Linked DNA regions of Homo sapiens: region 1 is linked to region 2. The links are chromatin loops, found by intact Hi-C in ENCODE. Cell type or tissue: endothelial cell of umbilical vein. All regions are shown on one strand.

Region 1 (5,000 bases), 1.7 Mb before region 2:
TGTCATCCAGGCTGGAGTGCAATGACACTATCTCAGCTCACTGCAACCTCTCTCTCCCGGGTTCAAGTGATTCTCCTGCCTCAGCCTCCTGAGTAGCTGGGATTACAGGCGTGCACCACCACGTCTGGTTAATTTTTGTATTTTCAGTAGAGACAGGGTTTCACCATGTTGGTGAGGCTGGTCTTGAACTCCTGACTTCGTGATCCACCCGCCTCGGCCTCCCAAAGTGCTGGGATTACAGGCATGAGCCACCGCACCCAGCCGCTGATGACGCTCTTAATGAGAACTGTTTTATTATTATTTGACAACTATTAAAGAAGAGCTGATCATACTCTCTGAGGACAGGAATTACTTAATAGAAACCAGTGAACACCCCGCGATGTTTAGACCTGTAGTTTCAGGCCTCCAGCCCTGCTGGGATGAAGTGCCTGCGAGGATGGGTTCCGTCACTGGCTTTTACTGGGCTGGTAAAGGGAAACTCAGCCGATTTCTCAGCATTTCACATGTTACCTTATCTGGGTGGCTCTTTTCTCGGGCTTGTGAGTGTCCTAAGCTGCCTCAGATCTGCCCTGGCCGTTCTGAAATGGAGGTGGACTTGGAAAAAGAAAAAGGCTTTTCCTGTTTATTGGGGCGGTGCTAGTTGGACAGAATTCCGGAGAGGACGGGCGATTCTCTGCGGGATCAGGTGGTGACGGTTTTCTGGGTGCCTCTGCCCGGTGCTCTGGGAGGTGCTGAGCAAAGGACACCGCGTGGGGCCGTGGGAGGGTGAGAGGCTCTGGTCACGGCACAGACTTCCCACGGGGGGAAAGCGGGCGATTGACTGTCACGGGGCAGCTTAGGGGCTGCTCCCTGAGGCTGTGCCGGCACCAGGCGGCTCCGGATCCCCCCGTCAAGGGGCCTGCTCTGCGGCCCGACCACAACACGGGTGAGCAGGACGCGGTGCCCGCAGAGAGTGGGCCTGCCACCCGGAGGGAAGCGGCGCAGGCAGCCTGCTGTCCCCGGGTCCCGCCGCTTTCGCAAAGAGCCAGCCGGCTCCGGCCACGATCGTCTTTGCAGCCCGAGGTCAGGTTGGATGGCTGGGATTGCTGAATACACACAGGCCGGCGGGTCCACACTGAAAGTGCGTTTCGGTGACCACTTAGGAAGCTGCCATTGGCTTTGCAATTCTGGGGCCACCTGTGGGGCCTGGCCCACCTTGCGCCGGGAAGGCGGTGGCCCCAGCTGTCCTGGCCCCACTCTGAAGTGGCCACTCCCCCGGCTCTCTGCTCTCCAGAAGCTGCTGCTGGGCGTCCTACACCCGTGGCGCAGGCTCAGGTGTGATTTCAACCTGCGACCCTGGATCCAGGAGTGGCCCCCTTCAGTGTGAGAAGAGCCCCCGCCGAGACAGGCAGTTATTCAAAGAAAAGTCTCGTGACAAATACACAGTTAGGTTTTTGTTAGGGATTTGCCTTACATTAATTTTAAAATCAGAGAGTTAGAAAACTTGAAGGTTGAAACACTCTTCAGGGACCACGCAGTCTAAAATTTTCCGTCAGGCTGAGGTCTGGAGAGGCTGTGCGTTCACAGGTCCTTAGTGAGCCCCTTCAGTTTTACTCTATGTTTCTGTTATTTTATTTTTTATTTTTTTTGGTATTTTTAGTAGAGACGGGGTTTCACCGTGTTAGCCAGGATGGTCTCTATCTCCTGACCTCGTGAGCCACCCGCCTCGGCCTCCCAAAGTGCTGGGATTACAGGCGTGAGCCACCGCGCCCGGCCGTTTCTGTTATTGTTACATCGTCAAGATTACATTTGCCTTTCAGGTTTTCTGCGTTAAGCACCTTTTCTCTCCATTGCGTTCTCACCACCTTGTCCCCCTCGGTTTTGCATTCTTCACTCTTCTCAATGTAGCTTAACTTTCCCCACATTCTCTCTGCTTACTAAGAAGCGGGAAAGACGGCCTTCCTGTGTTCTGACATTTTTCCTGGGTTTGCCCCGTGCAGTGCCCCCGGGAACAAAAGGGCCTGTCCTCCCTTGGCGTGCAGGCCAGCAGGACAGGTACTCATTTAGCCTTGGGGCTTCCCCGCCTTCGCCTTCGTACTTTCGCCTCCCGCAGAATGTGCCAGAATCAGTTCTCAGGGGAGTTCTCAGCGCTTCTCTAGTAAGCAGGGATGGAAGTGATTGCAAACCAACAGTCAAAGGGACCATCTCTCCGCGCCCGATCTTCCTTTATCCGTTTTTGAAGGGCTTCTCTAATTTCTTCTCAAAAGCCCGTTTTCCTGAAGTTGCCCTCTTCCACCACTAGATGGCAGGCGGACGTCACACATGAATGTAAAGCAACGCCGAATGCAAATTCATTCACCTCGTTGTCTTCAGCCAGCATAAATTAAGCACCCGCTGCATGCGGAAGGGGCTACCAAGATGAAGATGACATGCTTGGCCCCCGGGGCCACACGGTGCTTGGCAGGGTGACACAGGCCCACGGTGATGAGGGTATGCGCTGTTTGCCCGCGGATCTTGACGGAACCCCTGCCACATTCGCGCTGACTTCCAGGCACTGGAGATTCAGCAGCTCAGAAGTCGAGGGCCCATCTCTCATGGGGTTTTGTGTTCTCCTAGGGTTGCAAGCAGTAATCAGACAAGCAGATACATGCAGACATCTCAGAAAGAGACAAGTGCGACAGGCAGAGCCTGGCAGGGGGTCTGGAGGCGGAGAACTTGGTCTCATCCCAGGGCCTCTGCATGCAGGCCGAGCAGTCAACAGCACTCAGGGCGCAGGAGAGGACAAGGACTGGAGGGAGACCGCTGCATGCGCCCAAGGAAGGGAGACCTTCCACACCGGAGCTCCGCACAGGAGCAGGAGGGAGGGCAGGCCAGAGAGCAGGGCGCGTGGCTGCATTCTCCCGGCCGCGCAGACCCTGCTAAGGCGTGTTGCCCGGTGGGTGACATAATCTGATTTGTGTTTGTCAAAGACAAACATAAATTGGCTCTTGGCTGTTGGCAGTTGGCAGAATGGATCTCCCTGCCTGTGTGGAATGTACTTTGGTAGTGGACACAAAAGCTGAAAGCCGTTGTTCACAGGCCCTGGAGGAGGCTGGAGCAGGTGGGCGGGAGCTGTGGGGCTTACAGGACCTGCATGGCTGGACAAGAGAAGGGTTCTGGGTGGATGCCCCCTGGCCTCCTGGGCCTGACTGAGCAGCCTCAGACCTGGAGCAGCCTCAGGCCTGGGTGCCTGGGCCTCGGGGTGTGTGAAGTGGTGTGATTGACTCAACGTGGGGAGGATGGGAGAGGAACGCGTGATTTGGGGGTAGGACCTGGAGTTCTTGGGGGTTCAGGGAAGCATCGTCCACAGCTACCCACATGGGTCTGCATTTATGAAGGCAACTAGCGGCTGGGGATGGAAAGTCTGAGTGCTCGGAAGGTGTCTCCAGGCTGGAGAGTGGGTGCCTTGAGGGCGGAGCAGGGCTCGGCGTGAGCTGGAGGAGCGGTGGGAGCCCCCCTTCATCTTGGGCTCAGAGAATGAGGGGAAGAGCCCTGAGCAGCACAGGGAGAGGCTGCCCACGTGGCTGAGGGGGCAGGAAGAGGACAGCCGGGCTCAGGGACCAGGAGCGCGAGGGGGGCAGCAGCTGAGGGGGCACCTGGGGCATCTGGGGACGGCTCTCACTGGGCCGGCTGGAGGTGTGAGGCAGAGGACACAGATGTTCCGTTTTGGGGAATAGTTTCCTTCTTCCTAAGCGGGACAGGAGTGTATTTGCCTGCTCAGGCTGCCACACAGGACGCCAGGCCTGGGCAGCTTCACAGCCGGGTCTTTTTCCACCCATCATGTCCTATCAGGTGTCCACCCTAGTGACCTCACGTAACCTTCATGACCTCCTAAAAGACCCTGTCTCCACACCAATCAGGTTGGGGGTGAGGGTCTCATACTGCGGGTGACAGGGAGATGGAGCTCAGCCTAGAGCAGGGTCCCCCACCCTGGGAGGAGGCTGGGGAGGAGCAGGTGCAGGAGGAGGGGCTGGCCACTCAGACATGGGCCTCAAGGATGATGCAGGGGAAACTGAGGCAAGGCACGCCTCCTTCCTGTCTTGCCTGGGGCTGGCTCCTGAGCACCAGCCTCACAAAGCTGGACCGGGCAGGTGCGAGCCTCAGGGCTTTCTATGACCTGGGGAGGCTGCAGTGTGGTAAAGAACCAGGCAGAGGCCAGCACCCCGGTGCCTCAAGGGACGCAGTAGGGTGGGGAACAGAAGGGGTACAGGCCGTGACTCCTCACAGTGGGGGGCGTGGGGCTGGGCTGCCTCCCGTCATCTTTACTGGTGGAGTGCTTTGTGGAGAGTGTGTGAGCCGATGGCTGGTTTGAAAGGCGGGAAGCCGAGAGCTGATTGTTCAGAGAGAAACTGGTGGCGGAGCAAGGCTGACCAAATTGTCAAGCCCACATTGTCATGGTTGAGGGACTTTGTGCCTCTGGGACTGCCGTAAGGAGCAACGGCTCCTCAGGCTGGCCCGATACAAATGACGTTTGATTCTCAGACTAAAACGAGGGCTCAGGTACTCTGGGGAGAGGATGTGCCGTGGGGCCTCCGCAGGGACCCAGTGTCCCCGGGAGCCAGGTGTGGTCCTGGCCGCCCACGGCCCCAGCCCTGAGTCTACCCCCGGGTTCTGTCCCGCTGTCCCCTGTCTGGATGGAATTCGTCTGCTCAGCTGTCTGCCTGCGTGTGGCCTCCAGTGGCTGCACCAGCCCCTGGATCTACGCGACCCTTGGCTCAGGCTGGGAGCTCACAGGCAGAGTTTATCCCTATCCCAGGCCTGGGCTCCTAAGAGAGGACGTGGCAGTCCCTGCTTACCTCTCGCAGGCCAATGGTGGGCCACAAGAGCCGCTCATGCCCCACCGGCCCGGCCCTGACTAGTCAGTTCCAGCCAACCGCTGGGGACCTTGGGCAGTGCAGGCTCAGCTGAGGCCAGGCAGGAAGGATGCCACCCTTCGGACGCAGTTCCGGAGCCCGTGGGGAGGTGGGAGGCAGGACGCAGCA
Region 2 (5,000 bases):
AGACATCATACAGTTATATTTATGAATAAGGGATAAGAGTCAATACTGGTACTTATCATCCATGCTATGCGTGCAAGTGATTTCTATAATCTAGTGGATAGATACCAGTCCAGTTGCAAGGCAGATTTTAAGTACTCCATAAGGTAATGTATATTTTTTCAAATAATAAATTTGTATCCATATTATTTTAACTTGATTAAATTATGTTCTAAAATAGGTGTGGATCCAGATTAGTGAAGGACATATATACTAATATATATGTATATTTGTGTGTTGCATTTGAAATAATGCTTAGTAGAAGCCATGAAACTTAGCCAACACAAGTGTTAATGACTCACAGTGTTTCAACTTAAAGGCTAAAATAAAATGACTGAATTTAGAGATGCAGTAACTTACAGAATATATTAAGGATTCTTATAATAATGCATTTTCTACACAGTTTAATAATTAAAAATATTTGTCACATAATATAGAAATTTTAAGAGTAAATTATTTGGAACAAACTAAAATAAATAATGGCATTATCAGACATTGATCAAAGAGGAAAAAGTAAAATACCACTTTTTAGTCATTTTTAAAATACGTTCTTTAAAAAATAACATTAGATGACTAAGCACGTGAAATAAGAAAAATGTACAGGGCAACTCATTTATAGTAATTCAACCTTCATCTTCTTTTTTAGTTACTGTAAAAAATCTATTACAACTTCAATTTGGTAGTGAACTATAGCCATCTACTGGAAATGAACAGTTAAAGCAAATGTTTAATATGTTTCTAAGAAACCAGTATTCTTTGTGCTTAATATAGCAGACCAGAAAAATGAACAATCTTACATATAAGATAAATTTAATTTGTTATATCAGCCTCATGATCTCAAATTTGTAAAGATATATTATGTAGTAGTTTAACATGTTATTTTTAATATAAATTTTCTACTTATAGTTTTCTATCATTAAGAAAATTTCTTGGTCTCTTATCCTACTTTTCCAAAGTCTCACATTCTTAAATCATGTAGCTACACAAATTCAAAAATTACTAAAAGTTTTAAGTTAAATTAGCTGGCAAGTGAGTTCCTTTAGTTACCAAATTATAAACTAGAGGTATAACCACAGTGTTTGCACTATATTTTTCAGTTTGGCACTGAAAGAATTTTCATAGAAATGAAATCAAAGAAATTTGTTTAAAGTCTGGCCAAAACATTGCCTTTATTTTTCTGTCAGAAAAACCATTAAAAATAATAATTCTACTTAAATGCCAGAGGTGCTGCCATGTTTACTGCCTTAATCAGATTAGAGGGAGACTAATAGGACTAACTATACCTACTGGTAAATAATAAGGTCATTCTTGATGTCAAGAAATTAAAATATTATCCTGTATTTTATACTTCCTCAAATGGTCCTTCAATAACAAATTTCTAATAGTATGCCTACTACCAATTTCTCTTTTTTAGTAGAAATGATCAGCAGCAGAATTATTCCTTGAATTATCAAGACCTACGATTGTCAATGCAACGATTTCATGTCTGTTATTGCTAATGTAAAACTAAATATTTTGAAGTATTGATACTTAAAAGTCTGTAATTGAGCACTCATTAAAATTATATCGATGGACATAAATTTCACTCAAAAAAAGGAGTCCAATGAATAATATATTAGCATGTTCATGATAACACATAAGCCAACAATGTCAATTCATTTTTTTCTAAAAAATAGCTAAAATCATCATTTTATTTCAAATAGCATACATCATTTCAATAAGTTATCATAAGGAAACACTAAGTGTGCATAATTACGTTAGTTTTTGATAATCTACTGATGCTTTAAATAATGTATAAGCATGAGCTTTTTTCCAACATGTTAGTTTGTAGTATCGCTATTTTGTAAAAGACATTACTGAAATTGAAACTAATCACTATGAATCAATATATGAAGATTCAATAAATATAAGCATATCGATACATGTTAAATATATTTAGCATTTAATTGCTAAAAACCCATTGTCCCTATACTAAAGATCTGAGTCAAAAATAGATTCAACTTTTATGGTTAGTAATATTTCACAATAGTTCTGCAAATATATATTAATAATATACTGAGATTACAAAATTATAATTTTATAAACCATAGACATAAAAAGGCCCATCATTTTCTAGGTGTTTAAACCTAAGTTACTATTACTAACTTCAGTTGGCAAATGGCAGGTTTAATGGACACAATATTCTTTTGTTACTCAAAATATAGACAACTGAGAATATGACGCTTAAATAAACTTTTAAAGAGATTCAACTTGAAATCCCTGCAACTAAAACAGCATAATCTACAATAGCCAAACAGAAAACTTCATAGCAACTAGATATTTTGATTGGAAAACCATATATCCAAGAGAACTGCAATGACATCAATTTCCTTACCACAGACATCTATGGCTATCTTGATAGGCTTAATTTGGTTCAACAAAATGTCACATCACACAAACCATGTTCAGTGAATTCTACAAAATCTAAATACAGAACATAGGGTGTGGAGTCAAATATAAATTGTTTAATAAATTTCAAATCTCTAGAATTTTCCGTTTTTCAACCAATCCACATCTAGCAAGCTTTGCTAATAACCTCCCTTGTTTTTATGGAACATGTCCAGTCATAGCTTATATGACTGATTTGAAATGCAAGCTTAAATTTATTCCAAACTCACTAATGATCAGCTATAAACACCTAACATACCCTATATGTGAGAGGTGACTGAAACTGAGAAAATGTAATTTACCGAAGGAGAAACTAAACTGTGTTATGTGCATTGGTTCTGACTTAGGAAAGTTTTGCCAATAGTTCTTTGTTTTGATTTTTCAGACCAAGGGAGGAAGCACCTCGGGAAGTTGTAATATGAAACTAATGGAGAAAAATATAGCACCCACCCCTGAAAACCTTTTGTATTGTTTCAATCACAAAACTTACCCCAGTAGAAGTGTTAGAGTAACATAATATTGCCCTCTGCTGGTCCTTCATGATTTTTACATCTAACTGCCTTAGTTTAAGTTCTCAGCATGGGGGGAAAATATAAGCAATATTCATGTAATAAGCAAAAACAAATAATAAAGATTAAAATACCGTAAGTTCCACAGTAACGTTTCCATGATATATATTTTTATTTTATATTTAGTTTAAACAGGAAAAGGCTACGATGTATTTTGAAATTGCTCGATGAATAAAAACCCTAGCAAGTATTAAAACCCTTTATTTCTAGAAATATAATCATACTGCTGTCTTCCAACAATCAAATGTGTTTTAGATAATGATAGGAAACAGAAATATGCTGAATATTTTGGCAACGCTATAAAAAGGTACTTAACTTTGATCTTTAGATATTTTTCTGCTGTAATTTTAAGTGATTTCCTACATTATAGCTCTGAATAATATTTTCAAAAGCCTCTTTAAAAGGGTAGAAAAAAGGGGGACTATACTGTACTTGAATGGAAAAGCTGCTCTACTTGATGATATCAAATTCTTGAGCAAACTTTCCATGAAGTCATCTTTACCTACAGGAAGTCAATTAAAATCTGACAGGAGAGATTAAGGGCTCTGTGACAGATTTCACTGGTCTGTACTCAGTATAGACACAGCAATGCTATAACATTGAAGTTACAATGAATATTTAACAATCCAACGACTAACTACTCCAGCAGAGTTTTCAAAATAATGTGATGTCCCTATTTGTTAGAGCAAGTTCACTCTGGCATCAATTAAATCATGAACTGTCATCTTGATTGCTCTCTTTGTTGAGGGACAGCACATTTCCATCTAAGGATCACCTCGGCTTTATATCTCTGCAAGACAATTCATAATTCTGAGCAGCAGAATGAATGCACAAATTACATTCTTCAACCTTTTACTCCCACTAAATCTTTCCTTTTTTCCACTTTGCTGAGCCTGAATATTTTATTCCTCCATCAAATATGCATCCCATTAATTAAGTTAAATTACTTCTGACTGCCAAATATTCTCTGTCGATGACTGTCAACAGAAAATACATGGCTGTGAACTTCTAATGACACAGTCTCGCTTAAACATGAGTTACAACCTTCACGCAGGCATCTACAGGCAAATTATCGGCCTCTTCTTCAAAACCGGGCTGAAATTAAATGCTGGTTTCTTTTTCTTCAGCTTTTAACAAGTACACAATAGATGACACTCGTACTTGACAAAGCAAGTACTGCAATTTTAATTATATACCTTTTCCTCATCTTTTAATTGCTGTTGTTAATCAGTCATTAACTTCTTCCCAAAGTGCAAGATTCTTAAATCTCCTTCAAAACATTTCGGCTCAATAAATTCCATCGCTCTTCATAACTAACATATAATTTTGTCTATTTTTAAAACTGTCATTTTCCAAACAGGGTATTTTTAATGTGCTCTTTAAGGATGACAGTAACAGGGTTTTAATCATAACTTGCATAAAATTATCACTCTCTAACACATCAAGACTAAAACAACCCAGAAAGACTTAAATGGGTTGTTTAAGAATAATTTTGTAACATAAACACCAAAATTTCTATCTTTACCCTTGAGCTACAGTCCCACCAAGCTAAGGGGGGAAATATTATATTTATATATAGATAGATAGATAGATAGACACACACACACATATATAGCAATTTCTTGCCCCCTCCACTACAGAAATGGAAATGTAGTTCTCAATAATTTATTATGCTCTCTATCACAGTATAATCATTAGTGCAAAAATATTTAATTACAGTGAAACTGTTATGACATTACTATAAAGCCAGTAAATTTTTTTCTACACCTTAAGATAATGTGTTCTTTGGGGTAACAAACAATATTCCCGTGGCCCACCCCTTCCATGAATACTTCAAAAATGCCACCTAGGCCCTATGTAAGTGTTCTCTGTCTCTCTCACAAAGAGAACCTGCAAAGTCTGTGAGTTTGCCTGTTTCATACATGAGCCCACCCTAAAGTGTATGACCAAGTGCAGACCCCTGTCAAC

Evidence for each region. Peaks named below come from ENCODE experiments on the same cell type or tissue, not always from the same donor. Only the 100,000 strongest peaks of a DNase experiment are listed, where the experiment ranks them.
Region 1: a loop joins it to region 2, with 17 times the contacts of the local background. A loop is called at or near these places in 53 of 110 quality-filtered maps.

Annotation. Positions count from the first base shown.
Region 1 is chr18:76,346,546-76,351,545 of GRCh38, reverse strand. No RefSeq gene overlaps it. Among named protein-coding and RNA genes, the nearest start is that of LINC01893, 140 kb to the right of the region's middle. In endothelial cell of umbilical vein, a CTCF peak has its summit at 2,268 (motif pointing right); a DNase peak (open chromatin) is centred at 2,285.
Region 2 is chr18:74,650,564-74,655,563 of GRCh38, reverse strand. The region is part of intron 3 of ZNF407 (zinc finger protein 407); the gene reads right to left. Among named protein-coding and RNA genes, the nearest start is that of ZNF407, 55 kb to the right of the region's middle. In endothelial cell of umbilical vein, a CTCF peak has its summit at 2,993 (motif pointing left); a DNase peak (open chromatin) is centred at 2,903; H3K27ac peaks cover 345 bases.